Linked DNA regions of Homo sapiens: region 1 is linked to region 2. Evidence: read pairs that join two places in POLR2A ChIA-PET (ENCODE). Cell type or tissue: Panc1. All regions are shown on one strand. Each heading gives the region's core, and the rest is flanking DNA. Links, peaks and the distances in the headings are about the cores only. Region 1 overlaps PDHX (pyruvate dehydrogenase complex component X). Region 2 overlaps LOC105376626 (a long non-coding RNA gene).

Region 1 (2,816 bases), core at 96-2,595, 58 kb after region 2:
AAGAAGTCCCTAGAAAACCTTCAAATAACAATATTTTATAAGTTCACTCCTGGAAGAAAATGTCATTCCCTTAAAATCTTCTATTATTCCCTTTCAATTACTCTAAATAAGGTTCATTAGCTGTATTTAATGAACAATAGAATGATAGGCTGCAGGACGTCCACTAATACAGTAATGGTAAGGAAAAGCATAACTTCTAGAATGAGTTTGACATATCAGAGTAACACTAATTTCAATGCTTACTGGTATGTTCACTATCGTTAATAAGGCATAAGTTATAAGGGGTTAGGAAGCTAAGTTTACTAATTACTGATGAAGAAGAAAAGCAGCAATGCTTTCATGAAGCAAAATACATATATATATATATGAAATTAGTATAGAAAGCTGAATAGGAATGTTTAATGAATTACAAGCTATGGAAGAATACTAAGAAAGCCAAGAAAAATCTAGTTGCTTAGTTGTTTGCCACATACTAAAAAATTTTGCTTCTGCAGAGTTCCTTTTTCTTTACTATGTCAAAAAGATGAGTTAAGATTATTATTAGACCAATATTTTTCTTCTAAAAGTGTTTAATTACCTGCTTGTGAATTGCTAACTCAAAAATCAAAGTAAAATGACTAATTTTCTTTAAAAATGTATACAAAAAAGCACTGTTAAGTGACATGAAGTCCACTTGATGTTAATTCCTTTCAAAACTGAATCAGAAATAGGATCAATATCCAAGTACAAAGAACATCATTCAAATGTAAAGCATTAAAAAAAGTTTTGCTTTAAAAATATCAATAGATTTCTAAAATCTGAGTCAGACAACTGTACTACATCTGAAAGTGGTACCTCACCTTCTGTTTCATTTACTGTAAATCATATAAATGATTCCATATATACTCTACCAACGTAACATTGACACCTTCACAAGTAGGCAATAAACAGCATTTATCATCATTTCAATTTTTACCATTATCTAAATATCAAATAAAATTTATTTTTAACTATTCACATTTTTTTCTATTTAAAAAAGTGACACCATGAAGCATGAAACCCAAATACAATGGACAAGGACAAGTGATATACAACCATACAACTTGAATATATAACAGAAGATAAAATACAGTTGATTATAATTCCATTTAAAGTCATTAAAATCTCTATATGAATTTAAGATAATTTCTTCAACCTTTTCTATTCCTTTGGTGCAGAGATCTTTCAGAGGTGTGCTAATTTCCTGTAAGCATTTGCTTACACTGTAGTAGGCAAATACTCAAAACTGGTGTAGACTTAGTATAAATACGTAAATAATACTCTTTGCAAAACTGTTTAAAAACCAAGCAGGCCTCTGTTACTGTTCCCTTTCCTCTCTGAGCTACCTCCATGGTAGCTCATGGTACCTCCATGGATACACTCTGCCCTACCAAAGCATCTGGAGCTAAGGACACCTCAAATGCCAGAGTTTTCTTATGCACTCAGCTTACTTGACCAAAGCCCTCTCTTACTCTTCTGCCAATGATTTCTTAATATTAAATGCAGGGTTTTTACACATAGCTCTATCAACTTAGAGCTCATCGATACTGAAATATTGAATGTTGAGTCTATCATTTCAAATATTAGCCTTCCCTCCCAGTTGTGTACAGACTTCCTGAGTTTCAACGCTGGCTCCACCACTTACTAGTTATGTGACCTTAGTAAAGTTTCCTTATCTCACCATGCTTGTTTTCTGAGCTGTAAGATGCAAATAACAGTAGCTACTTCACATTGTTGTTATGAGGAATAAATGAGTTATATGTAAGGCCCTTAGAATAGTGTCTGATAGCTAGTAACTTGTTTTCATTTTCATTGTTAAAGGCATTATTATTGCTGTTGTTATTGCTGTGGTGTTTTCCTTCAAATTATGGATTTTTTAAAACAATACATTCAACATGGATCAAGATTAGACTACAGGGGACTGACCCCTTGGTATGGGTTAGAAATTCATGCTTAAAGGCTTAGCATGTGGCTGGCAGCACTAAAGGGCAAACATCAACATATACGATAATGGGTAGTAAGGTCTGTGACAAACTATTTCTTCATAATTCTCAGACAGAGGCTGAATTCTATCCCTCAAGCCCAGGTCACTAGTGTGAGGCTTCTGTACCAGAGACATTCTCACATCTTAACCAATCAATCACCTGCAAATGTGCTACAAACAGCTCACCTAATCTCATCTGTGTACACAGGGATATGAGATGCAAAACATTTACAGCAGTATGTCCAACAGAGAAATTGAGAGGGCTCATTCCATTAAAGGCACAAGTAAATATTGTCTGTTTTAATTCTGATATTAAAATCAATATATTAAGTAATTATTTAAGTACTTTTATTCTTTAAAATAGAGCAGTTTGAAAGCTACCTAGTGACTACTGACAGAGCATGTGCAGCAGTGAGTGGAGATGACCTGAGTCACGTGACTGACTTATCTGGTTCATCACTATGATTTTCCATCATGGTGTGAATCATTATACAATTTTGAACTGTTTTGATTCTTCAATGTATACTGTTTATCTTATATGAACAATGAACTTTGGTTTATAAGGAAGTACATAAGAAATACTGAAAATGAGAACAAACCAATGATAAGCTAAAATACAGAGGGGAAGAAGAAACATTCATTAAGCCCTTGAATAACAGTTGTCTGGCTTTCAAGTGCCAAGCACTGTTCCAGCACAGCATTAACTCATTTAATCCTAACAACCTTCTGAGGTAAATACTATCATTATTCCCATTTATAGATGAGAAAATTAAGGCACGAAGAGGTTATGTAACTTGCTCAAGATCACAAGACA
Region 2 (2,816 bases), core at 63-2,562:
ATTCCCAATAGATACATCTTCTCACAGGTAATTGGGCAGAAAAATGCTTATTGACTGATCTTGAAAACTTCAATGCATCTAAAGCTGGAGAACATTCAAAAACCATGCTTCTCTTTATTTATTTCAGTTTCCATGGCAAGAGGAAAATAAAAGGCAACTGTTTTGAAAGCAACAACAGTAAACGAAGCAACATCTCTGGCAAGCAGGCAAACCTTAAAGAGTAAAAGTTATAAATCCCCATGTAGACAATACCTTGTAGGTATACCTTCCCCCAACCACGGGGATGACTCTTAATGGTGCTGACTAGGTATAGACACCAACTTGGGACCAGTAAGTTATTCTTAGAAGGTGCTAACTTTTGTATTTTCTTTTAGGTTCTTGCTGCTATGTTTCTCTTTCAATTGACTTCCAGAAATCAGACAGTGAAATCAATGGGGCTTTCCAGGCCACTGAATTCAAAGTAATCAGGGCAGGGTCAGAATGCTGATTGACTGTTTTCAACACACAGGGACCTGGAATTTGGGTTCTAGCTCTATCCCTCAGCACAGAGTCAGCAGACACAATGCCCTAGATGGTTGGATTTTCTAGTGTCTGTGACAGGCATCTTCAAAGCTGATTCCTCTCCCTCTGAGAAATCAAGGCCACCACCTTTAACTACTGACACAGTAGTGTACTTCCCGTACTGCAACCTCAGTCCCTTTTGTCACTTTTGCTTTGCATTCAAGTGCCTTGGCCAGTGTTAACTGCAGCACTTTGATTTCTCTTTCTATAAAGACTATCAAGTACCAAGTCATTTGTTTCTGCAACCATGTAACCCAAGGACATATTCTCCTGGATGAAATTCCAAGACCCCCCCCGCCACCAGAAGTCAGTGGAGAATAGGCACAGAAAAGATGATGAAGGTCATAGTTTCTAATAATTTGTTTTCTTTTTAAAAAAAATTTTTAATTTTTATTTTTTTGAGACAGAATCTCACTCCGTCACCCAGGCTGGGGTATGGTGGCATGATCTCGGCTCACAGCAACCTCTGCCTTCCAGGTTTAAGTGATTCTCCTGCCTCAGCCTCCTGAGTAGCTGGGATTACAGCCGCATGCCACCACGCCCAGCTAATCGTTTGTATTTTTAGTAGACACGGGGTTTCACCATGTTGGCCAGACTGGTCTCGAACTCCTGACCTCAAGCGATCTACCTGCCTTGGCCTTCCAGAGTGCTGGGATTACAGGCATGAGCCACCAAGCCCAACCAGTTTTCTTTCCTTTTTTTTTTTTTTTTTTTTTTTTTTTTCCTTTTTAAGGGAGGGGATTCCCTCAGTGGGTTTACTTAGAGTGAAACGGTATCTTGGCTTTGGACTTGCCCCTGCCTTCATTCATGTGGGTACTTTTTATTTAACTTTTCATTGTAGGTAGGCTCCCCTCTACCTAAAAAACCAAAGGGAAAAACCCCAATTCTTTAATTTACTCACATCCTGTTACGCTTTCACAAGCTGTTCATTTTCATACCAAGCCTCATCTTCTGCTGCCAACATCCTAGTTTGAAGGAAAGGGGGAGACAGGTCAACTGGTAGTGGTCCTGTCCTCAAAGGGAGAGAACTCCTGGGTACCTCTTTCCAGCAGCCCTAGGCTATTTCAAAATGTCAGCAGGTCTAATCCTAGAAGAAAACACCATTTACTTCTCAACCTGCTGGGGCATGGTGAGGTCTAAACAATACATTAACCAACAAAATCTGCCAGTTCCTGAGAACTGCCAGAGAACTGCCTGAGAACTCAGAGATAAACAGTAAGAGGTATGGTCAACCTTCAGGGGAATGAAGAGACTATCTCAATGCAGCAAAAATAAAGGAATTAATGTGCTCTGCAGCTTTAGAAAGGAACTCTCCTTCCTGGGGGTGCCTCCGTGTCCCTGGCTCTAGGAGACTACCTAACCAGCAAGGTTGATAGCATGACCCTGGCTCCACTGAAAACTTGGGCCTATAGACTGTCTTATTCTAAAGGGTGCTTTTTAATTCTAATTTTTTTTTAATTTTTATTTATTTTTTTTTGAGACAAGTTCTCACTCTGTTGCCCAGGATGGAGTGCAGTGATGCCATTTAGGCTCACTGCACTTTTGACCTCTCAGGTTCAAACAACTCTCTCACCTCAGCCTCCTGAGTAGTGGGGACTACAGGCATTCACCACCATGCCCGGCTAATCTTTTTTTTTTTTTTTTTTTTTTTGTAGAGACAGGTTTTTGCCATGTTGCCCAAGCTGATCTTGAACTCCTGGGCTCAAGCGATCCACTTGCCTCAGCTGGGACTATAGGTGTGAGCCACCGTGCCCACTCGAACCACTGGTCTTTTAATGTTTTCAGCTCCAGCTGGCAAACCCATTACCTGCTCTTCCTAGGCAGCATCCCTTGGTCACTATCCAGCCATCTGTTACTGCCAAAGCAAAAGTCCATGGCCCTCGAAGTGTGGGAACTCTGGCCATCGGCTACTTATCATTTTGCCCTCTGAAATCCTTATATTTCTTTCTGAATTCACACACTCAGAATTGGCAGTATATTCTTAAGCTATGAAGTCCTCCACTATATGCCCATCCCAAAAACCTAAGCGAGTAAGATTATTTAATCTAGGAAATGGTTATTTACTCTATAGAAATCTGATCTTCTCATTGCCCAATAACCATGGAATGCTGAAGAGTTGCCTCAGATGGCAGGGAGCCTGCATGCTAGCTCACACACTATCCCTAATAGCCATTTAATTTTGGGAAAAGACCCGTCTTTTCTCTGGACTTTAGTTTTCTCCTCTTTAGAAATAAGAAGCTGGTTAGCCAATCAGT

What was found. Peaks named below come from ENCODE experiments on the same cell type or tissue, not always from the same donor. Only the 100,000 strongest peaks of a DNase experiment are listed, where the experiment ranks them.
Region 1: POLR2A ChIA-PET joins it to region 2 with 26 read pairs; 1 of 35 experiments calls an interaction of 5 or more read pairs at or near these places.

Annotation. Positions count from the first base shown.
Region 1 is chr11:34,953,757-34,956,572 of GRCh38, reverse strand. All of the region lies in intron 3 of PDHX (pyruvate dehydrogenase complex component X), which reads right to left. Among named protein-coding and RNA genes, the nearest start is that of MIR1343, 13 kb to the right of the region's middle. In Panc1, for the core only: no CTCF peak of the experiment used is centred there; no DNase peak of the experiment used is centred there; H3K27ac peaks cover 1,776 bases.
Region 2 is chr11:35,011,437-35,014,252 of GRCh38, reverse strand. LOC105376626 (a long non-coding RNA gene) reads left to right here. Exons shown (of 4, transcript XR_001748180.2): 4 at 1-2,816. Among named protein-coding and RNA genes, the nearest start is that of MIR1343, 71 kb to the right of the region's middle. RefSeq lists an enhancer at 312-361. In Panc1, for the core only: no CTCF peak of the experiment used is centred there; no DNase peak of the experiment used is centred there; H3K27ac peaks cover 2,500 bases.